6 separate regions of the Homo sapiens genome follow, and regions 2, 3, 4, 5 and 6 are each linked to region 1. Evidence: chromatin contacts called from ENCODE Hi-C or POLR2A ChIA-PET data. All regions are on one chromosome and are shown on one strand. Each heading gives the region's core, a stretch centred on a gene start or an enhancer-like site at or near the end of the contact. The rest is flanking DNA. Distances are from core to core; before and after follow the strand shown. Region 1 overlaps MNAT1 (MNAT1 component of CDK activating kinase). Region 2 holds the start of HIF1A (hypoxia inducible factor 1 subunit alpha). Region 3 has its middle 32 kb from the start of HIF1A. Region 4 overlaps PRKCH (protein kinase C eta). Region 5 holds the start of PCNX4-DT (PCNX4 divergent transcript). Region 6 has its middle 39 kb from the start of DHRS7.

The links. Hi-C counts contacts between places; a loop is a spot of excess contacts on that map. ChIA-PET counts read pairs that join two places held with the same protein, here RNA polymerase II (POLR2A). Pooled maps may share reads with other maps.
Region 2: a loop to region 1 is called in a map of GM12878, with 4 times the contacts of the local background. The contact joins the promoter of HIF1A here to the enhancer-like site in region 1. A Hi-C loop is called at or near these places in 1 of 168 maps with a recorded cell type or tissue (GM12878), 1 of 37 single-sample maps with no recorded cell type and 3 of 50 pooled maps. POLR2A ChIA-PET finds 5 or more read pairs at or near these places in 1 of 52 experiments (naive thymus-derived CD4-positive, alpha-beta T cell).
Region 3: a loop to region 1 is called in a pooled map, with 7 times the contacts of the local background. The contact joins two enhancer-like sites. A Hi-C loop is called at or near these places in 3 of 37 single-sample maps with no recorded cell type and 9 of 50 pooled maps.
Region 4: a loop to region 1 is called in a pooled map, with 3 times the contacts of the local background. The contact joins two enhancer-like sites. A Hi-C loop is called at or near these places in 1 of 50 pooled maps. POLR2A ChIA-PET finds 5 or more read pairs at or near these places in 2 of 52 experiments (HCT116 and OCI-LY7).
Region 5: a loop to region 1 is called in a map of naive thymus-derived CD4-positive, alpha-beta T cell, with 7 times the contacts of the local background. The contact joins the promoter of PCNX4-DT here to the enhancer-like site in region 1. A Hi-C loop is called at or near these places in 1 of 168 maps with a recorded cell type or tissue (naive thymus-derived CD4-positive, alpha-beta T cell), 4 of 37 single-sample maps with no recorded cell type and 10 of 50 pooled maps.
Region 6: a pooled map shows a loop between it and region 1 (7-fold over the local background). The contact joins two enhancer-like sites. A Hi-C loop is called at or near these places in 12 of 37 single-sample maps with no recorded cell type and 4 of 50 pooled maps.

What each region holds. Positions count from the first base shown.
Region 1 is chr14:60,751,959-60,756,687 of GRCh38, reverse strand. The region is part of intron 1 of MNAT1 (MNAT1 component of CDK activating kinase); the gene reads right to left. Among named protein-coding and RNA genes, the nearest start is that of MNAT1, 20 kb to the right of the region's middle. RefSeq lists enhancers at 2,573-2,622, 3,033-3,312. Within about 2 kb of position 2,792, at least 5 of the 41 ENCODE cell types and tissues checked have a DNase peak (open chromatin) inside an H3K27ac peak, as active enhancers do; they include GM12878, where a contact is called at or near this core.
Region 2 is chr14:61,693,349-61,698,077 of GRCh38, reverse strand. It overlaps HIF1A (hypoxia inducible factor 1 subunit alpha), which reads right to left and starts at 2,565. Exons shown (of 15, transcript NM_001530.4): 1 at 2,239-2,565. The coding sequence starts at 2,273. HIF1A-AS1 (HIF1A antisense RNA 1) reads left to right here and starts at 2,255. Exons shown (of 2, transcript NR_047116.1): 1 at 2,255-2,371. RefSeq lists silencers at 2,107-2,206, 2,507-2,806 and an enhancer at 2,877-3,246.
Region 3 is chr14:61,660,794-61,665,522 of GRCh38, reverse strand. No RefSeq gene overlaps it. Among named protein-coding and RNA genes, the nearest start is that of HIF1A, 32 kb to the left of the region's middle. Within about 2 kb of position 2,847, at least 18 of the 41 ENCODE cell types and tissues checked have a DNase peak (open chromatin) inside an H3K27ac peak, as active enhancers do.
Region 4 is chr14:61,523,286-61,528,014 of GRCh38, reverse strand. The region is part of intron 10 of PRKCH (protein kinase C eta); the gene reads right to left. Among named protein-coding and RNA genes, the nearest start is that of PRKCH-AS2, 20 kb to the left of the region's middle. RefSeq lists an enhancer at 2,498-2,647. Within about 2 kb of position 2,539, at least 33 of the 41 ENCODE cell types and tissues checked have a DNase peak (open chromatin) inside an H3K27ac peak, as active enhancers do.
Region 5 is chr14:60,089,090-60,093,818 of GRCh38, reverse strand. PCNX4-DT (PCNX4 divergent transcript) reads left to right here and starts at 2,073. Exons shown (of 5, transcript XR_943918.4): 1 at 2,073-2,116. PCNX4 (pecanex 4) reads right to left here and starts at 1,896. Exons shown (of 11, transcript NM_001330177.2): 1 at 1,400-1,896. RefSeq lists enhancers at 1,069-1,702, 1,666-1,855, 1,946-2,075.
Region 6 is chr14:60,202,263-60,206,991 of GRCh38, reverse strand. No RefSeq gene overlaps it. Among named protein-coding and RNA genes, the nearest start is that of DHRS7, 39 kb to the right of the region's middle. Within about 2 kb of position 2,027, at least 2 of the 41 ENCODE cell types and tissues checked have a DNase peak (open chromatin) inside an H3K27ac peak, as active enhancers do.

The DNA.
Region 1 (4,729 bases), core at 1,543-4,042:
GACACCTTTGTGAGTCAAATGGTATCTTCCCAGTAACACTAAAACTTTATACTTGCTTTATTTTCATTTTAATTGATTTCCAGTTGGCAGAAGTTCCTACCACTTACATCAAGATTTTTCCATCCTCCAGCTTAACTGTTAAATGGTAAGCAATCCATAAGACACTGTGAAGTATAAAAATATACTATTTTTTAAAATTCTTCCATGATCACTCTTGAATATTCAGCCTCCTTAGTAATGGGAAAAGCACTTCTTAGCTCATACTCTATAAAAGTTCAGAATTTCATGTACAATAACGCATGTTCCAAGAGTAACAAAACATTATCTGACAGTAACTTTTCCAGACAAGTGTAGCATACTCCAAAATGCAGAAGTTCTATTCTAAACTTTTTTCAATATAACTCTGTCTTTAATGCATATGTTCAACAAATGTGTATGGTTGTGTACTATCACTGAAACTTTCCTTAATGACATAGACAGCTCGTTATGAACAGAGGTTCCCACATTGTGCTATATGTAAGTTAACAAAACTCAATCTTTCTTATCCCATAGTCCATTAAATAGGCTATCAAATAATCTAAGCATCATAATGAAAGAAATAAAAAGTCTACATTTCCCAAAAAAAGACAAGTATTTACGTTTCAGAAGCATTACACAATGGCATCACATCATGTGCATACTTACACAAATTCACTTATATATGTTCAGCAAAAAGAGACAGAGATACATTTTTAGAAAGCGGTCCCATTTCCCCAGCCTCTCCTCTCAGTGACTATCTCTATACCCCAGAGTAATCATAAAATGAGAGATGTCACTCTGCTGTTCCCTCTGTTGCACTCAGTTTCAATGCCTCTCCTAGGACAAGCATCTTATTGGACTATATATGACAGTGTTTAAAGGTAAGTCTTTTCAGTATAATGCCAAAACAAGAGCCAATTACTTCATCTGCTGTTCAGGTGAGGAATACTGATTTATTACTATGCTGGAAGGAAAACTGGCTGCGCTAGGTTTAATGAAAAATTATTTACCCATATGGACAATTTCTGATCCTTAATATTAAGGGTAATCTTCACTATATTTTCTGCTTTACATGACTTTAGAATACAAATTCCAGGCTGTGTGCAGTGACTAGCCTACAATCCCAACACTTTGGGAGGACGAGGCAGGAGGATGGCTTGAGCCTAAGAGTTCAAGACCAGTATGGACAACAAAGCCTGACCCTGTCTCTACAAAAAATAAAAAATTAGGCCAGGCACAGTGGCTCACGCCTGTAATACCAGCACTTTGGGAGGCCAGGGCGGGTGGATCATGAGGTCAGGAGATCAAGAACATCCTGGCCAACATGGTGAAACCCCGTCTCCACTAAAAATACAAAAAGTAGCCAGGTGTGGTGGCACGTGCCTGCAGTCCCAGCTATTCTGGAGGCTGAGGCAGAAGAATCACTTGAACCTGGGAGGCAGAGGTTGCAGTGAGCTGAGATCACTTCACTGCATTCCAGCCTGGGCAACTAAAAAAAAAAAAATTAGGTAGGCATGGTGGCACACACCTATAGTCCTAGCTACTTGGGAGGTTGAGGCAGAAGGGTTCCTGAGCCCAGAGGTTTGAAGTTACAGTGAGCCGTGATCATGCCACTGCACTCTAGCCCAGGCAACAGAGTGAGATTTTGTCTCTGGAAAAAAAAAATACGTATATACAAATTCCACATAAGATTCAACTCCACTGTATTTCTTACTTACAGAAACAAATCTATTAACAAGGTGAAAGTATTTTTATAAAGAATTAGTTTCTCAAATTGCTACTTCATGCGTTATAGAATGTAATCCAGACCTTAGTCAATGACAGGAAGCTTACAGGATTCTCACTAAAAACACTAAATTATTATCACATCTTACATGATATTAAAATGTTTACCTTTACAATACTACTAGATTCCCCCTTGATTACTTCTGAATAAAAGTAGTTCATATGCCTCTGAACAAAAGCCACTTCTCTAATGACAATGGCTTGTTGAACATGCGCCCTTAGAAATTTCTCCCTATTGCCAGGCGCGGTGGCTCACGCCTATAATCCCAGCACTTTGGGAGGCCGAGGCGGGCAGATCACAAGGTCAGGAGATCGAGACCATCGTGGCTAACACGGTGAAACCCCGTCTCTACTAAAAATAAAAAAAAAATCAACCAGGTGTGGTGGCACACGCCTGTAGTCCCAGCTACTCAGGAGAGCGAGACAGCAGAATCGCTTGAACCTGGGAGGCGGAGGTTGCAGTGAGCCAAGATCGTGCCACTGCACTCCAACTCCAGCTTGGGCGACAGAGCGAGACTCGGTCTCAAAAAAAAAAAAAAAAAAGAAGAAATTTCTCCCTATTATTAAAAAAAAAATAAAATCCCTAATATGTGTACAGCTTTTGGCAATGTGCCTTTTGTTTTAATAAAGATGAAGGGATTCTATTAGTTATCTGTTGCTGCATAACAAAACACCACCAAGCTTGACAGCTTAAAACAATAAACAATTTATTATCTCACAAAATTTCTCAGTGTCAGGAATCCAGGAGCAGCTTATTTGTCAAGATATCAGCTGGGGCTGCAGTCATCTGAAGACAGGACTGGGACTGAAGACTAAGATGGCTCACTGACTTGGCGGTTAGTAGAAGGTCTCAGTTCTTAACCACACGGAACTTCATAAGGCTGCTGACGACACATAAACTGTCTTTCATGACAGCAAGTTGCCCAAGAACATAGAGAGTAACCACATGGAAAGCCACAAAGTCTTTGTTAAAGACCTAGCCTTGGAAATGAGAAACTTCTACCATATTCGATTGGTTATACAAGCAACCCTGATACAATCAGGGAGAAACTAAGCAAGGACATAAAAAGTAGGAGACAAAAATCACTGGGAGCCCTCTTGGATTCAAGGTATTCCAGTGATAAATATACATATGTGGTTGGTGTGGTTTTACATATGGCCACAAATTCTTTATACTTCTTTCATCAAAAGGGGAAGCCCAATTCCCCTTCCTCTGAATGTGAGCTGTATTTAGGACTCTGAACAAACAGAATGCAGCAGAAACGATGGTGTCTGAATGATGTTCATAGAAGACATCGTGGCTTCTGTTTGTCTCTCTCTTGAATCATCCACCTGAGGAGAAGAAAGCTACTATGTTGTGCGAACACTGAAGAAATCCTTAGGAGAGGCCCATGTGACAAAGAACTGACACCTCTAGCCAAAAAATAACAGTAAAGAACTGAGGACTCCTGACAAAAACCACATGAGTGAGCTTAATACAGTCAGCCCTCCATATACATGGGGTTTTGCATACTGTGAATACTGTATTTTCAATTCTTATTTGTTTTGTTTTTTGAAATCCACATATAAGTGGACACACACTTCAAACTCATGTTGTTTAATGGTCAACTGTTTATCCTCCAACTCCAGTCAAGCCTTCAAATGAATAGAGCCCCAGCTGAAACTTGATTGCAATCTCATGAGACACCCTGAGCCAAAACTACCCAGCTCAGCCATGCCCAAATTCCTGATGCACAAGAACCGTGAGAAAATAAATGTTTGTTATTTTAAGCCATTTAGTTTTAGGATAATTTGTTAGACAGCAATAAATAACTAGTGCAAGCCAGGTGCGGTGGCTCACGCCTGTAATCCCAGCACTCTGGGAGGCCAAGGTGGGTGGGTCACCTGAGGTCAGGAGTTCAAGACTAGCCTGGCCAACATGGCAAAACCCTGTCTCTACTAAAAATACAAAAATTAGTCGGGCATGGTGGTGCGTACCTGTAATCCCAGCTACTCGGGAAGCTGAGGCAGGAGAACTGCTCCAACCCAGGAGGCAGAGGTTGCAGTGAGCCAAGATCACACCACTGCACTCTAGCCTGGGCAACAGAGTGAGACTCCATCTCAAAAAATAATAATAATAAGTAGTACAATGGTAGAGTAATATGAAATTTCTTACAAAATTAGTTACTGAGTCAAAACTTAAAACAGCATTCTCCAAAGTGTTTTTTGTTTGTTTGCTTTGAGACAGAGCCTCACTCTGTCACCCAGGCTGGAATATAGTGGCACACTCATAGCTCACTGCAGCCTTGACCCCCTGGGCTCAAGCAATCCTCCTACCCCAGCCTCCAGAGCAGCTGAGACTACACAGCACACACACATACAAATAAGAAGATAAAAATTAAAAGAACTCCTCTGTGAAAGTATTATGTATAATTTTTTTCTTTTGTCAAAACATTTTTTAATATTATCTTGTGGCATTTTTTCAATAAAACATAATAGACATGCTTAAAATAAATCTATTTTAAAATACATTTTTTAAAAAATGCAAATATTAAAAACTATATTCCTAATCCCAAAGAATATAGAAATAGATCCTTAACTGGTCCTCACTTATGCTCCAATAGATCTCAAAAATACAGCATCTGGCATGTCATACTTCATAAATCCCATCACTTTTGAAAGCTTTTTTGTCCCATATCTTCTATTCCAAATCCATTCTAGATCAGTAGCAAGAAATAAGATCAAATAAAACAACATATTTTGGTAACATTATCTGAAACAGTACCAAAATATGATGATTTTTTTAGAAACATGTCAGTTAACACCAGGAAGTAAACACAGTAGAACTATTTATAAAGAAATTATATCTAATATTGGTAAATTTCAAGATATTTATATTTTAATGAGCTGAATTGTTTATAAGTAAACCAGTTAGTGCTAGATGCAG
Region 2 (4,729 bases), core at 1,316-3,815, 940 kb before region 1:
CTCTCTTGACATTCCCTTAAAAATCTAAAAATCAAAATGCACGTGCTATTAAATAAGTTCAGCCCCTATAACTAGGAACAACATGAAATGTCCTGCGTTAAATCTACAGTATCATAACCATACCCATTTTCTATTCTGATTTCTTCCAATTCTTCAGGTTTTGAGTTTCCTAGACCTTCTTTTAAAAAGACAAATTTGTTTTCCAAACTCCGACATTGGGAGCTCATTTAAAATGAAAAAAAAAATTGCTTGAAGAAAATCTCCGTCCCTCAACCTCTCAGTTATCTTTCAAAAAACTGTAAATTAGTTAGAAAAGGTCATCTATTATAAACAGCATCTAAAAGTGCTGAGTAACCACCACTTATTAAGTGTTTAACTTAATTTTTCAGTTATATCAAGAACTTCTATACTAAGAAATATGAATCCATCCAATCCAAGGTTGCCAAGTTTTCAAATGAGAAAATTTTGAAAGTAACAGATGGGCTGAGGAAAATCTAAGAGCTTATTTAGAATTGGGGCTGATGAACAGTAGCTAATTTATTAATTCGTTTCAAAACTGCTTCTGATATTCTGAACGGATGAATGGCAAAACAATGAGTTCGATACTGTATATAAAAAAAGTGGTACATAATTTAATGCATTGTATTAAGTATGATTCAATATATAATAAGGATAGAAAACTGGCACTACACAGAGGTAATCTGCCTTAGGTTTACAATATAGCAGCTTTATCATTTCATCAAAAGCACTGTAATCACCTCCGCAAAATAAACTGCAATTAATTCCTGGTAACTCTTGGAATTAATCTAGACCTGTTTGCTCACTTTTTGAATTTTATAAGTGACCTTCTCTGCTGTATACAAACTAAGAATTTAATATTCTATTGAAGAAGGACCAGGAGAAGGGATCTACAAAACAGCAGGAATATAAACAAGTTTATCTTCTGCTGATACTGATTAGGGAAATTAATCTCTCTGCCAGAAGAGTGGAAGGATTTAACAGCAAAGCCAGTCTACTAACCAAAACTCTTACTCTAAATCTTCAATTCCTTAAGTGATTTCCTTAAAAGTTAAAATGCCAAAGTGGGCAAAATTGTGTGTGTGTTGGGGGATGGGGGAGTCCGCTCTTAACACCACTGGTCCAACTCACAATTCTTAATCTCTAATGTACCCCTTAGACTCAAACTTCAAGGTGATTTATAAAACTTGCATTAAGTTCTAACCGAGTGATTACTTACTTTAGATATATGTTGACGGTTTTCCTTTAATATACTTCAATTTCAGGAAAATGAGACAGAGTTCGAAAATTTTTGCAACATTTTAGTGCCGCATTTCATTCACTCATCATATACTTTTTTCAGTATCATTAAAACTGCCTAAATTTAACCAGCCCCTACATTTTCATTATTTGAAGAATGAATGAGGCATATATTCATTTATAATATCTGCGTTCTCGTGACAGGTGATATGAACTCAAGTATCCAATTCTGAAGTTCTCTTTAAAATGTTGCCATTTCCCTAAATTCCCATTACTCTGACTCTCAGTCTAGGCAAGTTTTTCAAGGCGATTAAAACGAAACAAAACCTGCACGTGCAAACTAAAAAGTTCGCATCTTAAGGCCATCGCGGCAAATCCCTAATGCACAAAGGCAAAGACACCCGCGACGGCTGGACAACTACAGGACAAGATCGCATCCGACCACGCGAGTCCCTCAGTCGGGAACTCAAGGCCCCAAGTCCACTGGAAAGCCAGGACCAGCGTGCAGGGTCCGCCCCAGGGCCGAGTTTTCAATGGAACTGGAGAGGATGGGGGCGGGAAGGAGCGGAAGCTCCGGGTGCAAACCGCGGCTACCGAGCTGCAGCTCATTTCTCTTCCCGGGGTTTTCAGGCTGGGTAAAGTCCCCTCCGGATGGGGCCACAGAGCAGGCTGGGTTTTTGAGGCGGGTAGGTGGGCGGCGCGAGGCCCCCACGGCCGGCGGGGAGGGCAAGCAGGGCTCAGACCCCGGCCCCTGAAAGCACTTTCGAGGCGTCTCCCACCCCCCACGACAAGATGGCGACGTGGACAGCGGGGGAGCCCGGCCGGCGAGGTTGGGGGAAGAGAGGGGAGGGGAGCAGCAGCAGAAACAAAAAGGCTGCCCCCCCCAATCCCATTAACGCCGAGGCCGGCCCAGGAGCCCAGGGCGGGCAGGCGGGCGGGGTCGCCGGGGGAGAAGGCGGCGGGCCGAGGGAATGGGCTTACTTTTTCTTGTCGTTCGCGCCGCCGGCGCCCTCCATGGTGAATCGGTCCCCGCGATGTCTTCACGGCGGGCGGCCCCCAGGCTCGCTCCGGCCTAAGCGCTGGCTCCCTCCACACGCGGAGAAGAGAAGGAAAGGCAAGTCCAGAGGTGGGGGTGCGAGGCGGGAAACCCCTCGTGAGACTAGAGAGAAGCGGGCGGCAATCGCCGGGGTCCGGGCCCGGCTCCGAGCCTCTCCTCAGGTGGCTTGTCAGGGCCCAGCCCGACACACTGGCCGAAGCGACGAAGAGGGTGATCCTCCTGTCCCCTCAGACGAGGCAGCACTGTGCACTGAGGAGCTGAGGCAGCGTCAGGGGGCGGGCAAGGGCGGAGGCGCGCTCGGGCGCGCGGGGAGGGGAGAGGGGGCGGGAGCGCGCCCGCTCGCCTGCCCAGGCCGGCGCGCGCTCCCGCAAGCCCGCCTCACCTGAGGTGGAGGCGGGTTCCTCGAGATCCAATGGCGAGCGACGCAGGCGGCAAGTCCCCACCCCAGCCCACGCCGCTCTCAGCCAATCAGGAGGCGGTCAGCTGAGGCACAGCTGGGACGGGCTGCGACGCTCACGTGCTCGTCTGTGTTTAGCGGCGGAGGAAAGAGAAAGGAGATGGGGGTGCGGCTCAGCCCGAGTCTGGGGACTCTGCGCCTTCTCCGAAGGAAGGCGGTGCCCGGCTTTGGGAGGCGCTGCTGAGAAGGGATTTCGGTTGCCTGGTCCCAAACATGCATCATATTTTCCTACTCTTGGTGCAGTAATGTAATGCTCCTGCTCTCTTTCTCCTCGGCCTCAGTGCTGGGCACGATTGCCGCCCAACTCTGCTGGGCTCTCTGTTCAAAAAAGCAGACTTCGCCTCGTGGCAGCAAGCCCTTCCTTTGGTCTCGTTGCTCAGATGTGTTACAACGGGGTCTTTCCTTACCAGATTACCTAACCATGGGTCAATGTCACCCACCGCACTCTTTGCCACGGAGCACAGGGGAACTCACCTTGTCTACTAAGTTTTTCTGTGGCGGAGTTTACTTACTGAATAAATGCAATTAAAAATAAAAATGAACTCCTGTTGCTGTAAACTTCAAGGGAAATAAAGTTGCAGGGAAATCTTAAAATCTGAAACTATGTTAAGCATTTGCAAATAGGTATAAATGACTTTAATAAGCATATAAACCAATTTCAGGGAAAGAGTAGAAAAAATGGCCTTTGGCAACTTTGCAAGCTACTAAACAAAACATAATCACTTTTGTCTTTGGAGGCATAAACTTCAAGCCTGTCAGTCTTCTAAAAGAAAAATATGTTTTGAGCCCAACAAAGTAGCATTGCACATATATCTCCACTTGGCGCTAAATTATTTTACTTCTCACCTTTGCCTTATGAGTTTCTTGTTAAAACCTAGCTTTGGGTTGTAAATATAAATATCTGTAGTGGCTTTCAATTGTATTAGCATGTAAAAACAATGGTCTATATAGAAGCATCAAACTCTGACAAGACAACAACCAATGTATACAGCACCTCTTTTTAACTGGTCAGTAGACCTACAAAGATACGATTAAACATTGACCTTAGCGGACAGGGTGGTTCCAGCTACTCAGAGGTGTGAGGCTGGAGAAGCCTGGGTGTTCCAGCCTAGGGAACGTAGCGAGACTCCGTCTCTTTAGAAAATTTTTGATCTTCACGCTACTTTTGTTTTTTCAGATCTACAACACTAAATGATATGTATTATGTCTTGAAAAGAACCATGGGAAATGCCTGAAGAGAAGAAAGAACTAAAAATAATTACTCATAATTTCTTTTTTAATTGTGGAAAGAATACTGTAAATTAAAAACTTTTTAGTTTAACATTCTCAAGATACTGTGTTAAGAACACTGGCTCCAGAATCAAGCGTGAGCTTGTACACAGGCTTTGAATCTTACTGGCAAGTCGTTTAATCTCTCCATAACTCAGTTTACTTATTTATAAAATGGATATAAAAGTGTCTATACCACAGTATTATGGATGGTTAAATGAGATAATAAATGTATACTTAGAACAATATCTGGTGCATAGTAAGCACTCAGTAAATGTTAGCTCTTAGTATTGTTGGTGGCGTTATTATTATTATCATTATTATTATTCTGAGGCGGAGTCTCGCTCTGGCCCACAGGCTGGAGCGCAGTGGCGCGATTTCGGCTCACTGCAACTCCGCCTCCCAGGTACAAGTGATTCTCCTGCCTCAGCCTCCCAAGTAGCTGGGATTACAGGCACGCACCACCACACTCGGATAATTTTTCTATTTTTAGTAGAGACGAGGTTTCACCATGTTGGCCAGGCTGCTCTCGAACTCCTGACCTCAGGTGGTCCGCTCGCCTCGGGTTCCCAAAGTGCTGGGATTACAGGCATGAGCCACAGTGCCTGGCCTATCATCATTATTATTGCCCTCAAATTTATTCCTCTGTTAACAGTAATTACTCGGGCTTCTCCTACAGTTTAGCCATT
Region 3 (4,729 bases), core at 1,598-4,097, 910 kb before region 1:
TCATATTAAACATATTGCTCTGTAATTCACTTTTTTCATGCAAAAAATATGTCATGAGGCCGGGCACAGTGGCTCATGCCTGTAATCCCAGCACTTTGGGAGGCAAGGTGGGTGGATCACGAGGTCAAGAGATTGAGACCTTCTTGGCTAACCTGGTGAAACCCCGTTTCTACTAAAAATATAAAAATTAGCTGAGCATGGTGGTGCGCACCTATAGTCCCAGCTACTCGGGATGCTGAGGCAGGAGAATCACTTGAACCCAGAAGGTGGATGTTGCAGTGATCTGAGATCGCGCCACTGCACTCCAGCCTGGTGACAGAGCGAGACTCCGTCTCAAAAAAAAAAAAAAAGAAAGAAAAGTCATGAACAACCTTCCATGTCAATAAATGGTTGCACTGTTAATAGTTGTATGGTATTCCATTTAATAAACCCACCGCAATTTATTTAATCAATCTCCCACTGAGAAACATTTGGATCAGCTCAAATTTTTCACTATTGGCATACATCTGATGACCTGATTTTTAAGGTGACTCTTCAAGCACTTGTAAAAGATATTTTGGGGCAGACTGTGGGAAGAGTAGAGTAGGGATATGAGGGAGCCCAGGGAGGGAAATGTTTTATGAATTGATATTGTTCTTGGTACATAAAGGACATCAGTTAACGGGAATGAGGTGGGGAAGGGATAGCGTGTAGTGGGAGAAAGTCAGAGAGGGTGAAATGACAGACATGGAGAGAGAAAGAGGAACCCATAAAGACAAACAGATGGAGAGAGAGAGAATGTGACAAGAATAGATATAGAGAGATTCAAATAATCCTCAAGGATGCTCAAAATAATAAAAAATAGTTTTGTGATGATTGCCAAAAAGGCCAATAGCATTTATAGAATTCAAGTGATGATACGTCATTGAAAGAAAGAAAAGGGGATTTTTCTGTGAGACAAATTGCCCAAAACCTGAGGGGGAGTTTTGTCATCAAAATACATAAGGAGTAATCTTTTAAAAACTCTGAAACAAAGAGCAAATAATTTAAAGAAATCTCGGCCAAGCAAGGTGGTTCATGCTTGTAATTCTAGCGCATTGAAAGTTTGAGGCGGGAGGACAGCTTGAAGCCAGGAGTTCAAGACCAGCCTGGGCAACATAGTAAGACTCCTCTCTAAAAAGCAAAAATAAAAAAAATTAACTGGATATAGTGGTGGGTGCCTATATTCCCAGCTACTTGGGAGGCTGAGGCACGAGGATCACTTGAGTCCAGAAGTCTGAGGTTGCAGTGAGCCATGATCGTACCACTGCACTCCAGCCTGAGTGACAGGCTGACAGAGTGGGACGCTGTCTCAGAAAAAAAAAGAAAAGAAAAAGAAAAAATAAAGAAATCTCATTCTACTTTACTTACCACACACATATGTTCATATCATGTGTTAAACATTGTCTTTTAAAAAATAGCTTAGGGCCAGATGTGTTGCCTCAGGCCTGTAATCCCAGTACTTTGGGAGGCCAAGGTGGAAGAACTGCTTGAGGTCAAGAGTTAGAGACCAGCCTGGGCAACATACTGAGACTCTGTCTCTATTTCAAAACAAGCAAACAGCTTAGAAAATCATTTTCTTTAACTCTTACCTCTGATGCTTTTAATTATGTGTTCTCTTATGGTGATTGGCTGGGGTTAAAATATTCTGTAGCATTGCTTTGCATCATAGCCCCAGAGAAAATGAAAGGGGAAGAAGGAGTTAGCTTCCCTTTTCCCCGCTGTTCTGCCTGCTTCCTGTTTCAGAAAAATTAAAATAAGGTGTGAACAGCCACTTTCTCTTGAACATATTCTTCCATATATACTGGGGTAGGGTGAGGCATGTATTTGTGGGGGCTGGAGGATGGCCTCTGTTACAAAATTTCCTATGGACATTCCTTATCTACACTAGTGGGGAACAATGAAAATTACTTGTACAATGAACATCACTTATACAGGACGCGTATTACGGTACATTCTAATTTTTAAAAATATCAACTCACATAAAGAGGAGGCCAACCCTGACTTATCTCATGGGCAAGCTGTATGGCACAAATGAAATTACTAATGTGAAAGTGTTCGGTCAACTCTAAAGGTCCTTACAAGTTTGTGGGTTTTTTTTTTTTTTCAGACAGAGTTTTGCTCTTCTTGCCCAGGCTAGAGTGCAATGGCATGATCTCGGCTCACCGCAACCTTCACCTCCTGGGTTCAAGCGATTCTCCTGCCTCATCCTCCGGAGTAGCTGGGATTACAGACGCCCGCCACCACGCCCAGCTAATTTTGCATTTTTAAGGGAGACAGGGTTTCTCCATGTTGGTCAGGCTGGTTTCGAACTCCCAACCTCAGGTGATCCGCCCACCTCAGCCTCCCAAAATACTGGAATTACAGGTGTGAGCCACCACGCCTGGCCACGTTTGAGGTCTTTTTAATGATTAGAAATTTCTTATACTCTGGCATCTGTAGAATCCATTCAAAGCCATAAATTTCTGCTTCTTTCCCACACCTGGTGGGAGAAATGGGGGAATAGGCCCACAAATCGCCTTGGCTTTTGTGGTCTCCCAGTATGCTCTTTTGCATGGACAGAAAAATGAGGGAAATGCTTTTACCTTCATCAAACCTATTGGAAATGGTTAAGTTTCCCTTCTTTTGACTAAAACAAAACTAAAAACCACAAGAAACCTACTCAAGATTGGCTCATATGAATCACATCCTGTGTGGAACCCTGTCCTGTGTCAATGACACTTAGACACAGAGCAAAGAAGGGAGAGGGTGGGTCACTGTTTCTAAATGCAACGAAGGGCACTTTCATTAAAGCACTAAGGCTGCATGCTCAACAGGTTTAGCATGACTCAGCAAGATGGGTCACTGAACACCATCCACCCAAGGGCAAATGAGCTTGTCCAATCACATGACCTACAAGATCAGGGGATAGCAAACCAGACCTATGGTTTGCTGAACAGCCTGCACAAGCCAGTCCCGTTACATACAGAACAGTCAGAGGAGAAGGTCACCGCCAGGGCAGTGGAGACCACTGCGGATCCTCTTCTCAACACTGCTCTACCATGTTACCTTGTGTCTAGTTGTGTGTCTGCCAACCACTTCTACAGAAGGTGCTGAGGCAAACCTCCTCAAAGGTTCTGATTTGGATCTTCCATTTGGAGAAGACTTTGAGTCTGTCCATATTCGTGGCTTTTTTTTCTTGCACTGGGAACTGATGCATTGCAGACACAAATGAGCCCAATGTATTTTAAGCGAGAAAAAGTTCCCACCCTCACCACCAATTACACCCTTGTCATTTTTTTCTTGTTCTAGTACCTACGTGTGATTTAGTACTTTCCGAGCATTCCATTCTTTCTGAAAGCATAAGCACTAATATGTGTAATTTGCTTGCCTTGTCATTCTGAAATCTTTTAATGCATACAGTTCAGACATCCTGTTTGTTTAATATGAGCAATGCCAACTTTATTTACTGTAATAAATGTACTTCTTTATTCTTCTGGAAAAAAAGGGAAATTAATTGAAAAAGACACATTTAAGCTATTCCAGTGTGTAATACAGAGGCTGCTGGTAAAATATAATACAATGTCAGGGAATTCCACAATCTTGTTTGCTTTTTGGTTTCATTTTCATATTTTTCTTAAATATGGCATTGCTACAGTACAAAGTAGAAGAACATATTTTAGTGTCTGATTCACAGTCTCTTTACTAACTTTGGAACTTTAAAACCTGGGCAACTCTGATAGTGAGAGGGTTCAAGAAAATTGACATATGTGGTGAAATGTACTTTTGTGGCCTAGCTTTGCGTTTCAGAGCTGTTATACAGTCAGATTTTTTTAAATGAATATCTGCAACTGTTCCAACAATTCTGGTTTATGAAAATGTTGCTGGTTTTGCATAGGAACTTCATAACCTGCATGATATTACTCATGGGTATTTGTGGGTTTTGCTTTAGATATGGAAAGGACGCCTCTTGGCAAACATATTTTTTCTTTTGCTTCTCAGAGGTTTTGTATTCAGCTCAAAAATCCCCAGTATCTGTTTCCTTAGGTTCATGGGCTCCTTTAAACTTTACATTTGTATTTCTATTTTTTTTTCCAGTCAACTTCATGGATGTTTTGGAACGTCCTTTGTGCAAATTCACTCCCCAATGTTGCAGAGAGATTTTGCTTCCTTTTACCCTCTTCCAGTTGATTTTCTTTTCTTTTTTTTTCTTTTTTTTGAGACAGAGTCTCATTGTCATCCAGGCCAGAGTGCAGTGGCACGATCTCAGCTCACTGCAACCTCCGCCTCCCGGGTTCAAGCGATTCTCCTGCCTCAGCCTCCTGAGTAACTGGGATTACAGGCATGCGCCACCACCATGCCCGGCTTATTTTTGGATTTTTAGTAGAGACGGGGTTTCACCATGTTGGCCAGGCTAGTGTCGAATGTCTGACCTCAAGTGATCCGCCTGCCTTGGCCTCTCAAAGTGCTGGGATTACAGGCATGAGCCACTGTGCCTGGTTGTTGATTTTCTTTAAACAGTCTAACAACTTTTCCTGTGACATGTTTAGGCCTCTGAGTGTAATCCCTGTGGAAGATGGTACAGTGTCTGAAATTCTACATATACATTGACTTCTGACCTCTTTGAAAATGTGATCTGTAAGAAGGCCACACAGGCTTTCAAATGCAAGATGGTTTCAGACTCAACATGGTTTCCTTTGAGGTTGTTACTAGGAAATAATTTGAACAACAA
Region 4 (4,729 bases), core at 1,290-3,789, 770 kb before region 1:
CTACGAGAGAAACATAAGAGAGAACAATTCCTTCTAGTGGGAGGAGAGAGAGACAGCCTCACAGCAGAAGCAGAAATTGAGCTGGGTCTGATAGCATGAGTCAGAGTCTCCCAGGCAGAGAAGGGGAGTGAGAAGGCCGCCATGGACAGGCGGATGGGGCAGGGACACGGCAGCAAGCCCAGCAGTATGGCTGTGCAGGTGGACTCAGAGAACCCTGGGTATGGTGGAGGAGGCTGAGGGGCGGGCAGCACAGGACAGAGGAGTGCTGGGGCCATGAAAAATCTCAGGGCTACAGAGGAAAGTTAAGTCCTTCAAACCATGAAGGGTCCTGAATGTCACACGAAGGAATTTTGATTTTTACATATTAGGCAAAAGGAACTCATTGATGCTCCCTCATTAAGGGAGTAACAGATTCCTGGCTGGACAAGAAAAGATCAGTTGGGGGAGGCTGAAACCGTCCAGGGAAGAGATGTTAAGACCTGAACCAGGACAGTGATGAATGGAATGGAAAATAAGGAGTTAGTCAGGGGAAAGGAAGCAGGGCTTCGGTGAAAGCAAAATCAGTAATAAGGCTTGATAATCACTTAGAGATAGACGGATAGAGAGAAGCAGCAGAAATGATGACTTCTGGGTTTGTCTTAAATCCAGTAGGTTTGTGGGGATGTTAATCAGGAAAAGGAAAACCAGAGTGAGAACAGGGTTTGTTTGTGGGTACCCCAGGTGCACAAGAAGCCTAGATTATGGAGACTGGTTGAAAGCATTTCCACCCCTCCTCCAATCCCTAAGAGCAAATTCATGTGGAAGGAAGTGAATATTCAGCAGCAGGATTGTTTGGTAAAGAGTCCTCAAGGTCGGCAGGAACATGGCCATGTACTGATAAAGCTGTCTGTAAATAAAAGGCAGTGCTCTCTTAAAAAAACCCGCTTCCCAGCACAAGCACCTGGTTGTCCTGTTGCCACCCATACCCCAGGGCACTGTTACAGAGGGAGGGTGGCATTGCTAGCCTCACAGGCACAGTCTAGACTGGACAGAGCAACAGCTTGGCCTTTTGGGTGAGACATTTACACTTTGGTTTTTAAAGGAACAATATGCTCAGAGGCAACCCACATAGGCTGATCAGTGACAAGGAGGCTGCAGGTCACGGGGGGGATGCTAGGTGGCCTGGAGCTTTGTGGTTAACTGCCATTGTGGGAGGCTGCCATGGCCTTGGGCCGCCTGGAGCCCCCCTCGCTGTGGCGTCTCCTCAGTGGCTGCAGCTGACTGCTCTTTCTGGAGTGCCATATTCACTGTGGGTTGTGTCAGGGCACTCGAGGTTCTATTTTCTTGCCTCAGTGTGAGAATCAAGGTCTGTTGGCCTGCATGGCCCAAGGCAAAAGGTTGGTCTCTGTCCAGCCTGGATCACGTTGCTGGCTTGGAGGAGGTAGGTGATGACAGAACTGGCATGACTGGTTTCCACACGCTGTCCTGTGAGTTGATACAGCCTGGCCATACAGGTCTTACAGAAAATGGCCACTAGAAAATGCCCAGGAATGGAAACCAAGTCTGGTATTCCAGGAATCCCCAATAAGTGTGGTTAAAGCAGCAAAGCTTTCATGGCACAGATCAATGGAACATAGAACAGACTTCTCTGCTCTTAGTAGCAGCCTCCCCGGGTGTCAGGGGCATAAGGCAAAGGCATGCTGAGTACCTGTGCACCCACTTCAGCGAAGCAAGCTTTCTGTGTCTCTAACCCAAACCCAGTCCTGGCTCCAAATCAGCCCTTCTCCACGCAGAATCCCATGTCCCATATAAGTGACTGTTTTCAGTGGGCTGATTTGTGGAAGCTGCTTCCTCCCCTGGCCCCACCACATAAATACAATATGAGCACAGCCAGTTTAACCTACAAAAGGTTGCAATCGTAGCAGCGCAGGACGGGAGCAGGGGTGAGGATGATCGTGGTCCTGCCCAGTGAAGGAGGCCACCACTCTCAGTTCTTCCACAAGTGTTTTCTGACTTGGGAGGCACTATAAGGCCTGGGTGCCTGGCTCCTCTGGGACTGCGGGCACACAGTAGAGAGGCGCCTGGCTGAGGTTAGACACACTAGTCTGCAGCCCCAGGAGAGAGCACGGCCGGGGGGACAAAGCCCATGAGCCCAGCTTTATCGACACTGTGTCCTAGCCTGACAAGCCAGGCCTGTGTGGACCTGAGCCCAGAACACTATCACTCACATTTCCAAACAAGGTCACTGAGTTTCTGAATTTTCCCGAAGCCAGTATGCCTGCTGAAGTCTTGGAAAGGATCTTCTTGGGCAACAGAAACAAGTGCTAACAGAAATCCAAAACGGTCTCAAGCGTTGACCCGCAGTTGCTTAAGAGCTTGTGACTAATGTCCCAGGTAAGAGGTCTGACTGCTTATTACTCAGCTGCTGTCATGGGCAGCAGGAATCGCGCAGGGAGAGAAAGTGCTGGGCCATCAGTTTTGTCAGTCAACTATTACAATCAGCTCTGCATGGGGAAGTCTTGGGACGCAGCTCTCAGAAGACGCAAGTGGGCAAGACAGGGATGTGACTCATCCTGGTCACAGGATGCCCGAGGCCACAAAGGCAGGTTAGACACCTTAATCCTGATTTCAATCTAATTTTAGGCATTCTCAGAACTGTATGAGCTGTAAAGGAAACGCCATGGCTGTTCTCATACCAAGTGCTATTTAATAAGACAGATCGCTCAAACTGGGATCCCAAGAGGGTTCAATTAAGAGCATAATGTAATTCCAGGCTACCAGTGCTGCCCTCAGCCCAAGTATCTCATACCTGCTCTATGAAGTCTGTCCTGATGTCCCCAGACAGTCATAGCAATATCAACTCTGCTCCTAGGGTGCCCAGTTTATACTTCTATGATAGCATACCCCGCACTGTATTCCAGAAGGCTCTGTCTGTGCACCTGTCTTCCTTCTTAGCAGCTCCAGCATGGTCCTGGCAGGAGGTGCTGACCAAAGGGATAAACAGAAGCATTTCAGATGGACCCCAATGGGACTGCCCTGGCCAACTCAGAGCCTATCTTATTTTTAGGGGATGGAAGGACACTCCATAAACTTTGCTCCAAAGTACTTAAACTTATAAAAAGCCACATGTTTTACCCCTTAAAGATAGACTCAAGAGGGAAAAGAAGAAACCTGAAATCAAAATTTAAATTCTTCTCTTTGATGAAGCTGGAGAAAGAAAGTGGTTTTGAAGGGTCAATTATTAAACAACGAGGACCAAGCAGAACACTTATCCTCATGTTGGCTTGCATCCAAACGGAAGAGCAGAACATGGAGAGGGTGACTCAAACAAAGCCAAAGATTATAGAGCCATTTACAGTCATGGTCAGCTTCCACTCTAAAGGGAAATCATGCCTTTATTTTTTTTAAAGCAAAAGAAGTCACCCTAAGCCTCCTGACTTTAGTTTGAAATATGCAGAGGTCAGTTTTTGGCTTAGGAGTACCTCAGCTTCCTATGCCAACATGTAACTCAGCAGCTGAACTTAACAAGGCTACACAATGAAGATTACAAGTTCATACAGGGCAGAGGCTCAAATACTAAAATGCCAAAACCACAGTTACCGGCTTGCCATTCATTAGCTCATTGAGCACCGGTATTTAATAGCTACAGCTTTTGTCATGCAAGCATAGAAGGGTAGAAAGAGTTATTCTATCCTCTGTGCTTGTCTGAAAGCTACATTGTTCTTGCTGGGTAATCAGGGTTACTTAAAATGCCCACAGTAGTTTCAGAGAGAATTCCCAAGTGATTGAAGACAAAGGAGATTCAGAAATTGGATTTATTTTGTTTCCACCATAAGCTATCCTGAGAGTAATAAAACAGATTGACATGAGTCTTACTGCTTAGATCACTAGAGTCAGTTACTCTTCCAAAAGAAATAAAGGAAAGCGAGTTGAGAGCTGGCTCCTTGAACAAGAATGAATCTAGGAGGCTATTTATATGAACTATTTTTAACATATTTTTCAACTTTTATTATGGGAAATTTCAAAACAGACAAAAGTAGGGAGAATGACACAACTCCCATACTGATCACACAGCCTCGGCACCTGCCAATGCACGTCCAAACATGCTCCCTCGCTACATCGACTCCCTCCCTCCCTGATCCATCTTTTATCAGATTATTTTGAAACAAATCCAGGATATGAGCTATTTCATCTATACACATTTTAATATCTGAATCTCAAAGATAATAATTCTTTAATAGAGTACAACTTTGATACCCATTATCATAAAATACACAGTCAATTTATGATTGTCAGCATACTGCCATTTGTCTGTTGCTCATTTGGGGGTGGTGAGTCTGTGGGTCTGTCTAGAAAACCTGGAAAAAAGCTTTTGTGAATAACAAGAATAACAGTGTCTTCAGTGGTTAACATATACTGAATGTTCATCAAATGCTAAGTGCTTTATCTATATTCTTATTTTATCCTCAAAATAACTCTATGAAGTAGGCTCTACCCCAAGATTATATAGCTAGACAGGGGTAAAATCAGGATTCAGATTTACTTCTGCTCACCTCCAAGGCCTGGGCTTGTGACTTACTACACCAGGCCCAATCCCTTCTATGTAGCAGTGTCACCGGCCAATCCCCCGGATAGATTGTTTCCCAAAAGGACTTTAATTGAAACAAGAACCACCTGAGGGAATCAATAAATATTCTAAGATGGCACTATGATAGAGGGATGTTTTATGCATATTACTATGAAATGCATA
Region 5 (4,729 bases), core at 824-3,323, 660 kb after region 1:
TCAAACATATCTGGTGGTTATGTAAAATGATACAGCTCCTTTGGGAAACAGTCTAGCAGTTCCTCAAAAGGCTAAACATAGAGTTACCATATAACCCAGTAATTCTACTCTCAGGTATACACCCAACAGAGATAAAAACATATATGTCTACACAAAAATCTGTACACAAAAGATTCATAGAAGAAATATTACTAACAGCCAAAAAATGAAAACAACCCAAATGTCCATCAATGAATGGATAAATGTGATATATCCACACAATGAAATTAGACTATAAAAAGGAATGAAGTACTCATACATTCTACAACATGGCTGAACCTTGAAAACACACTAAGTGAAAGCCCGTTACAAAAGGCCACATATTGTATTTTCCCGTCTATGTGAAATGTCCAAAATAAGCAAATTTATGGGGACAGAAAACAGATTAGTAATTGCTTATGGCTGGTGGGGTAAGGATAATGGGGGGAGGGAGGTGGTGACTGCTGAGGGTAAAAGGTTTCTTTTTGGGGTGATGAAAATGTTCCAAACTTGACTGTGGTAAGGGTTGCACAATTCTATAAATGGGTGAATTGTATTGAATGTAAATTACATCTCAATAAAGCTCTTAAAAAAGAAAAAGCTTCCCTGATTGGTATTTTCCACAGCAGTTAATAATTAGAAGGCAGCTCTTTAAGTAGGAAATTTAGGAGCAGCCAACAGATGCTACAAACAGTTAAATTCGTGAAAAGGCAACATCTGAACTGGATGCTATGCTAAAGGTCTGGGGATTTGGCGTGAGTGGCGGTGGATACCAAATAACATGAAGGGCAGTCTTTGCCCTAACTGCAGGAATGATTTAATGAAGAAAACAAACACCTAAAAATAGTAAAAAATGAGTAAGTGAAAAATGATGGATACAGAGCAGATAACCAATTCAGCGGCATGGAAAACAACTTCCGATTCACTGGAGTAAATTCTGGTCCTGGAGAGACAAGAGGTTGTGGGGACAGAGGTCGAGATCAGTGGGGAAGGAGCGCTTCACGTTCAGGGGGCCATGAGTTGAACAATTCGGACAAAAGAGGTTTAGTTGGAGATATTGCGAGAGTACAGTTCTACCTAACGGACACAGCTCCGGGTGGGTGTGCCATATTCCATTTCGTACGAGTCTCTTAGAAACAAAATGCTACAATTCAACAGGCTAAAGTAGTCTTTCAAAGGAAAGTTAAAATCACACTGAATTACTATCTCTAATGACTGAGTTCATTAAGCGCAATAATTGCACTTAAAGGTTTTGCAACGAAAAACGAAAAATATGTTTCTTGTGGCAATGAAAGCCCCTAGAACAACTTGGCTCTCCGCACAGGCTTGGACATTAAGATGCCGAAGAAGTCCCGAGGTGGACGTCGGACAACGAACGTACCTCAAGTCACCCGAGGGAAGAGAAGACGCGAAGGCATCCCAGGGACCGCATTTTTGCAGGTAAACTCGGGCTGGGCGCTCCCGCCGGGAGGTTGGTTAGTGCCCGAATGCGGAGGCAGAAAAGCTGCGGCGGCCGAATAACGAGCTCACCGCGGCCCCGCCCGGGCCAGCTCTCGGTTTCCATGGCTAACGTCTACTCCGGCGGCCGCCACCCGGAGCTGAACGGAGCGCGTGCGCGTTCGGGGACCTCGTCGGCGCCTGGCTGGCCTCGCTGCCCCGGTCTGTGCTCGCTCCCGAGGCGGGCCCTGCCGTAAAGCAGGCTTGGCCTAGAGGAAGCAGGGAAATAGCGCGCTTCGTTCGCGCCAGGACTAGGCCAACATCTGCCTGGCCGGGGACGACGGGAGTCGCTCGTGCTCTGGTCTCGCACTGGGCCTAGCAGAAGCAGCAGCGGGGAAAGCCGAGACGCCCTGAACGTTCCCTTGGGCCGGGCCTTTACGCAAGAGCGTCGTTGCCCTGGTGACGTGACGTCCTTCCTCAGGATTGTGCGCCGGGGTGGGGAAACAGACGTGCAACCGCCATTTTGCGCATTAATTTACCAGAGGTCGGGTCAGGCTGTCTTAACGCAGGCAGAGGGGTGTGGCAGATCTCCAACCGCTCGGGGTCCCGTGATTTCCATTAATGAATTCGCACACTGGCGTTACCACTCAACACACCGACGGTAATGAATGTTTTTGAGTGATACTTCATGCAGCCTATTCGGCTTGGACGATTGGGGACTGCATAACGTGATCGCTATCGCCTCAGTTTGTGGCTGCGTTTTAAAATACAAGGAACCAACATGTCCATTATAGAAACGTGTTATTAAGATATTAATAAAACAAGGCAGAGTTCCGGCGTTCCAATTAAAAGGCCATGGCTGATTCATATTAGTGTGGCGGGAATCTTTACAGCCTGGCCGCAAAGACCCCAATTAACGCTAGTTAAAAAGTTATCCCTATACCCAGGGCTCACCTCCCCCATTCTCCACGAAATATGATCCCCCCCCCGCCCCACCAAGTTCTGGACACGTTCCAGATTGCCAACTGGGAGTCCTCAAGACGGCCCCGGAGAGCGTTAACAATGATTGGTCTCAGCTGATTTAGAGGCTCGGGTAAGGGAACTTTGAAGCTAACTTGTCGGTATCAAGGTACCCGCAATTCCCCCATGTGATTGGGTAGATGCCCTAGCAGTTCTGCACACTTCAGCGTCCAAGATGACTTGTGGACTGTTTTGTTTGGATCTCCATTCCTCAAAACTATAAATGCGGCCTTAATTTTTTTTTTTTTTTAATTCTTGGCTCTTGGCTGTCTTGGAAATGCTGACTTTGTATTTAAGTATTTAGGTTTTCAGGTCGTAATAGAAAAATAATTACTGTGTTCATATTAAAAGCCAAAGCTTTATTTATTTATTTTTAAGATATTGTGTCCAGAGCAAAAGTGTAGTGTGTTGAAAGCATGTGGAAGAAAACCCCGGATATACATATACTTGTCTTCAAGGACTTAATTTGCAGGTAGACCCTTTCATAGTTTGGTATCTTCACGATTTGATAGAATATGGGAAAACGTGCTGTTGGTCCATCCATAGTTTTTCTCATTGAAGCTCACTCATTGCGGGTCAGAGTACCACATTAAGCATCTCGGAAGCATCACTTACCGCCAAGAAGTCTGAGTTTCATGTAATTAAGAGTGGAGGCTCCAGAGTCAGGAAGTCTGGGTTGAAACCCTGGCACTACTGCTTACTACTTGTGAGATCTTGAGGTTATGTAATTTCTCTAGTGCTCAGTTTCCCCATATCTTGTAAAATAAGGCAAATAATAGAACTTAACCCGCAGAGAGTTATGTCATTGGATTAAATCAAATAATTGTAAATTGCTTAGCAGAGTAAATGGCACAGCTTAAGTGCTTAGTAAGGATGAGCTATTATCTTTATGTAGAGAGTCTGTATTTATGCTTGTTCTTCTCATGGGCATTACATATGACCCAAGCAGAATTAACATGTTTATTGTTGAAATATCTGCTGTTTTTCAAATATATTTGAACATCGTGCTTTCTTAGAATAAAATTAGTAGGGCATATGGTACAAGCCCTTTGGTTAGCTGTGTATAAAATATTCATTCAACATTTATTGAAATAGTGAAGGGAATAGTGGTTCCTATTTGTCAGGAACTACACTAATTGCTGCAGATATAAAGTCAAATAAAACATGATCCTTAAGGAATTTACCAAAATATAACTTGGACATCAAGGACATAACTTGAACAACAAGGACATCAGTAATTACAGTGTATGTGATAAACAGGTATGCGCTGAGCTTCAGAAACAAAGTGGGACACATAATTCTGGGGAAATTAAGGATGGTTGCAATCCATTTTTAAAGGGTGAGTGGACAGCTGGGCCAGGCGTGGTGGCTCTTGCCTGCAATCCTAGCACTTTGGGAGGCTGAGGTAGGAGGATCGCTTGAGCCTAGGAGTTTGAGGCAACATGGTGAAACCCTGTCTCTACAAAAGATACAAAAAATTAGCCAGGTGTGGTTGTGTGCGCCTGTGGTCCCAGCTACTCAGAGGCTGAGGTAAGAGGTTGTTGCAGTGAGCCGAAATTGCACCACTGCACTCCAGCCTGGACAACAGAGTGAGATCTTGTCTCAAAAAAAAAAAAACAAAACAAAAACAAAAACAGAGTTAGCTGGGAGAAGAGGTATTCCAGGTAGGGGAACATTTATTCTTTAATTCATTCAACACATACTTAGAGCATACATAGAATCAGTACTTTGTGTACCTCATTTAATCTTAACCTTATGAGGTAGCTTATTATTATTTCAAATGTAAGGAATCTGAGCTTGAGAAAAGTAAAATAAGTGATGACATCTGGAGTTGAGTCCGTATCTGTATGTCTTCAAGATTCGTGTATTTTTTCCTACCCTGCTGATTCACATAAAATGAAACAAATTGTGAAAAATCTGGAACTGCTGCTTCAGCCAGAGAAGATGTTTAGCCAGGCATTATCATGACATACGTGTTATTGTGTAATGGTAATGCCCGTTTTCAGTTCATACCCAAGTTAACTTCTCTTGCTAAAAAGTAAAACAAAAGCAAAACCCACACCATAAACCCTCACTCTGCCTTGTTCCCAGAGACCACTGGCCAGAAGTCTCTGAAAATAATGCAGAGCTGCAGCACTAGGTATGGGCCAAAGAGAAGGCAAAATCATGCTCACAGTTCCGGGTGCCTTTAAAGAAACACAGGAGGAATAATAGCTTTGGGAAGAAAGATAATGAATCTACTTTGAGACCTGTG
Region 6 (4,729 bases), core at 778-3,277, 550 kb after region 1:
TGGAGCGTCAATGGGGGTTGGAGGAGGTTTAAGAAAGTCCCTGACAGGAATTCTGTGGAAAGTCCACAGAATATAAGCACAAGGTCAGCTGAGGAAGAGAAAAGACTCAGTCGATGCTGGGCACGTATTTTATTGAGTTCCCATCAGTTGAATTTGTGCTTTCTTCAGCAGCGACACCCCAACCTTGTCATGGATGACCATGACCCCAGTTTGGGAGATTTGAAAGACCCTCCTGCCCTGACTCGGCACATTTTCTATTTCTTTCTTTCTTTTTATTTCTTCTCCTATTGATCTTCCAATAGTCACTATGGCCCGATTCTCAGTGCAGCCTGCAGTCTACGAACTAAGTGTAATGTGTTCTAATCTGCTCGGACGTTGTGCTCTGCTCTTTGACTGGTGCCAATAGATCTGCCCTGATGTCATGCACGTGGTCTTGGTTGGGCTTCTTATAATCTCAGCTCTCATGTATTAATTCTGGCAGGGAACAATATGTGCTGAGGAAGAAAAATGCAGCCAAGTGGCCCCGGAAGAGATTACACCCAAACTTTGATCTTCATATATATTGTTTGGTTCAAAGGGTAGTCATTGGTCTCAGCAACTCCTTCCCAGGTACTCTCATGTGATCCTAGGTAATCAAGCCTAAAACGGTACACTTTTCTCCCTGACTCATTTTTACCAGAACAATCATAATGAAAATGTAATTATATGACAGAACACCGAGGACATAGAACTTCACTCCTTTGTTGAGGTAGTCTTTTCACATAGAATTTTCATTTGCCAGTAGCTTGATGTCTGCTACTCCTAGAAAGATTTCTTTAAGATCTAAAGATTACACGATGCCCCAAATTTGAGAACCTTTGAGCTCCCTATTGACCCGTGTTCTACCAATTGTGAAGTGGAACAAAGAACAAAGGACAAATTTAAGAGGTTTCTACAAAAGAGCTGGATACCAGCAAAAGACATGAAAAAAGATATAAACAAACTGTAGAAATAGGAAAATGTATAGTAAAATTTTATACATGTGTCATTTAGTTCCTCTTCCCTTAGGAAATTATGATACATTGGGAACAATTAATACAAGGATGATATATAATAAAAAATTATCATGACCTAAATGTTTATCAGCTTGGTTTGTTGAATAAATTATGGTACATACATATAATGGAATACTATGGACAGTAATAGATGAGATGGAATGCTACAGTTATTGTATATGTTAAGTTAAAATGCCAATTGCAGAACAGTGTGATCCAATTTGAAAAAAAATCTGGAAGAGACACACTACAATGTGGTAGGGTGACAGAATTTCTCTTCTTTGTGTCATTGATTTTTTTTTTTAGAGTAAGCATTCACTGCTTCTATAATCAGCAAAAACACTGAAACTTTTCCACCCACACCCCCATAAAACAAAAAAAAAGAAAGTATTTGTATGAGCAAGTAAGAATTTACATAAAAGGTGATACTATTTCCCTCCTCCCCCCACCACACACACATCTTTTTCCCCTGGTACTGGAATTCAAAAGTCAGTATCACTGTGGCAATGACGAATAGGCAAAGGTTTGGTAGAGCCATGATGTTCCGAGATTTTTATTAAAGAAATTCACAAGCCTGATGAGTTGAAGAAAGCCTAAAAAGCTTTCTCCTTTTATGGTGTTGTGTGTATATGTTTGCATGCCCTTAGATGCAGCTTCTCATGCATCTTTTCCAATGACTCGTGGAGACTCTGGGTCAATGTCAAGAGGGCAGACTCTTTTCATATTCCCTCTCCCTTCCTGATCCCCAGAGGAAGGCCTTCTTTTAGAATCCTTGGCTGCGCCCAGCACCAGCGCTGGGAAAACTTCAAGTAGAGGAGGCTCTACCCACATTCCCTCCACAGGACCATCTTCCTCCTCTCAGCTTCCCCTCTCACCACTCTCTGTCACCTGAGATACCCAAGCTACTCCCCATAGCCTGTTTCTGTCAGCTGTGGTCCCTCACCACACATACCTCTCACAGCCTTTCAGCCTCCAGAATAACATTGCTTTCTATTCCTGGCTCCCTGTTGAACCATGACAACTCCTATCTTGTCAGGGCAATGTTCCTGATTAAGAGGAATTAAAATCTCAAAACAGGGCAAATAATCAATACTCTGACAAGTAGTACGTCACCAGGGCTAGTCACATCTCAGAAAGAGAGTTAACCTGAAGGAATGAATCTGTAATATTGTAATTTAGCCAGGGTTACAGACTAATAAGGACAATATTTTGGGTGGGTGTATGTGTCCGTGTGGGGGTGGAGGCAGGAAGCTAATTAGCAACACAACAAGGACTAGAACTTTTGTTTCCCTGTTGCTCAATCCAGGGCTCTTCTGGCAATAGTTTGCTGCCTTTTTTTTCTCCTTTATTGGAATTTAACACTTTAAGTAGTATTGTATAATTTGAAGAAAATTTCATCCTTCAATACTTTAAAGAGGAAAAGTATTACATTGCTATAGAATGTGTGTAAAACGCTGATTTGAACAGTGTTTGTAGTCATTTTGGCATATCAAACGATTATTAAATTACAGTATCTCCAGTTTAAAGCAAAGAATCAAGATAGTATTAACCCCTGCCATACTGTTTGAGAGGCAGTGAGCTCTGAAATCAGATTGCCTGGGTTGAGTGGGCAGGCAGTCTTATTTACATGCAACGGCTAGTTTAGCCACACGCCAGCTGTGTGACCTTGGGCAAATTAACCTTGCCTCTCCATGCTTGCGTTTCCTCTTTCATAAAACATGAGCAATAAAGGTATCGATCTTACAGGGTTGCTGCTAGCATTGAATGAGTTGATGCATATAAAACATTTAGAACAGAGCCTGGCACAAAGTAAACACCCGATAGATGTCCCTTGTGCAATTAGCAGTTGATGAAATGAAAGTATAGGTCACAGCTACATATATATTTTGTTGGATGCTCAAGTCAGCAAAAAATATGTTAAACATACCAGTGAGAATAGTCAGGAAAACTTAAAAAGAACAATGATAAAATGAAGACTTGCATTTCCAGGCATTACTATCTTTTATACCACCTATCAGTACAATCAGTGAAATAAAATGAGACTGTAGTAACAGTAAACAGAACAATGGAACAGAATAGAAACCTCTAAAAGCAACCCCAAACACACACATGAATTTAGTACTAGCAAGATTGACATTTGAAATTTGGGAAGAAAAATTGAGCCACCCAATAAATAGTAGTAAGACAAATGGTGAGACATTTGGAAAAGTCATCAAATCTGTTTTTTATAATTTATACCAAACTAAGTTACAGGCGGATAAAGGTTAAATGTAAAAACAAAATAAAAATATGAAAGGATGAAAAGTAAGGATAGAGTATAAAGATAACTATAATCAGCTATCAAGGAAAGGAAAGACTTCACTTAAAAATAAAGGAGAAGCCATAAAGAAACAGCTAAATAGACTTTAATATGTACAATTATTAAAATTCTGTATATTAAAAAATTAAAGAACGGGGGAAAAGTTGAATATGGGGTCAAGAGCATTACTTGATAAAGCTCATTTATAAATCAGTTAGAAAATATGATGCCCACTGAAACAGAGAAATGGGTAAAGGACATGAAAGGTAAATTCCCAAAAGATACTAAATGACCAAAATAAAATAAGAAATTTCAGTTAGATTAATATTTGAAGGAATGCAGTTCCCTTAAAATGAGATACTATATCTCTTTTAATGAATTTACAACTTTTAGTAAATTATAATCCCCAGTATTTGTGAGAGTTTGGGGAATGGATATTTTCAAGTACTGTTAATAGGAGTGTATTTTGCTACAACATTTCTTCAGAGTATTTTAGTGGTGTGTCAAAAGTCTTAAAAATGCTTATAGCCTTTGACTAGTAATTCCACTTCTTAAAATTTGTCAGAGGGAAATAATTGGGAATGTAGCCAAAGGCTTATCTTTAAAGATACTGAACATTTCTCATAGTAGGAAAAAACAGAACAAAACAAAGGATTGGATAAATAGATTGGATTTTCCATATGAAGGAATAATATACAGTCACTAAAAACAATGTGTTTGGCAGGGAGTGGTGGCTCATGCCTGTAATCCCTGCACTTTGGACTTTGGGGAGGCCAAAGCAGGAGGAGAGCTTTAGGCCAGGAGTTCAAGACCAACCTAGGCAACACAGTGAGACCCCCATCTCTACCAAAAAAAAAAAAAAAAAAAAGAAAGTCAGACATGGTGGTGCACACACGTAGTCTCAGATACTTGGGAGGCTGAGGCAGAAGGATTTCTTAAGCCCAGGAGTTTGATGCTAGAGTGAGCCGTGGTCATGCCAATGCACTCCAGCCTGGGTGGCAGTGCTAGACGCTGCCTCTAAAAAAAAAGTTTGTTTAATAACATGGAAAACTTAACAGAATATACGATGTTAAAAAAAAACTGGCTTATAAAACAGTTCAATACCAACATTTTAAAATATGAATTCTTAAAGGGATGAAAAAATATGTTTCAAAGTCTTAGCAGCTGCTTATTTCTAAGTGGTGAAATTGAGGATTATTTTGATTTTCTTCTTTTTCTCTTTTTTTTTTTTTTACAGAGGGCATGTATTATCATTTTAGTTAAAATTTTAATTGAGACAATTATAGATTTACATGTAATTGTAAAAAATAATAGAGAGATCTCTGTACCCATTATCTGGGTTCCCCCAATGGTTATATCTTGCAAAACTATACTATGATATCACAACCAAGATATT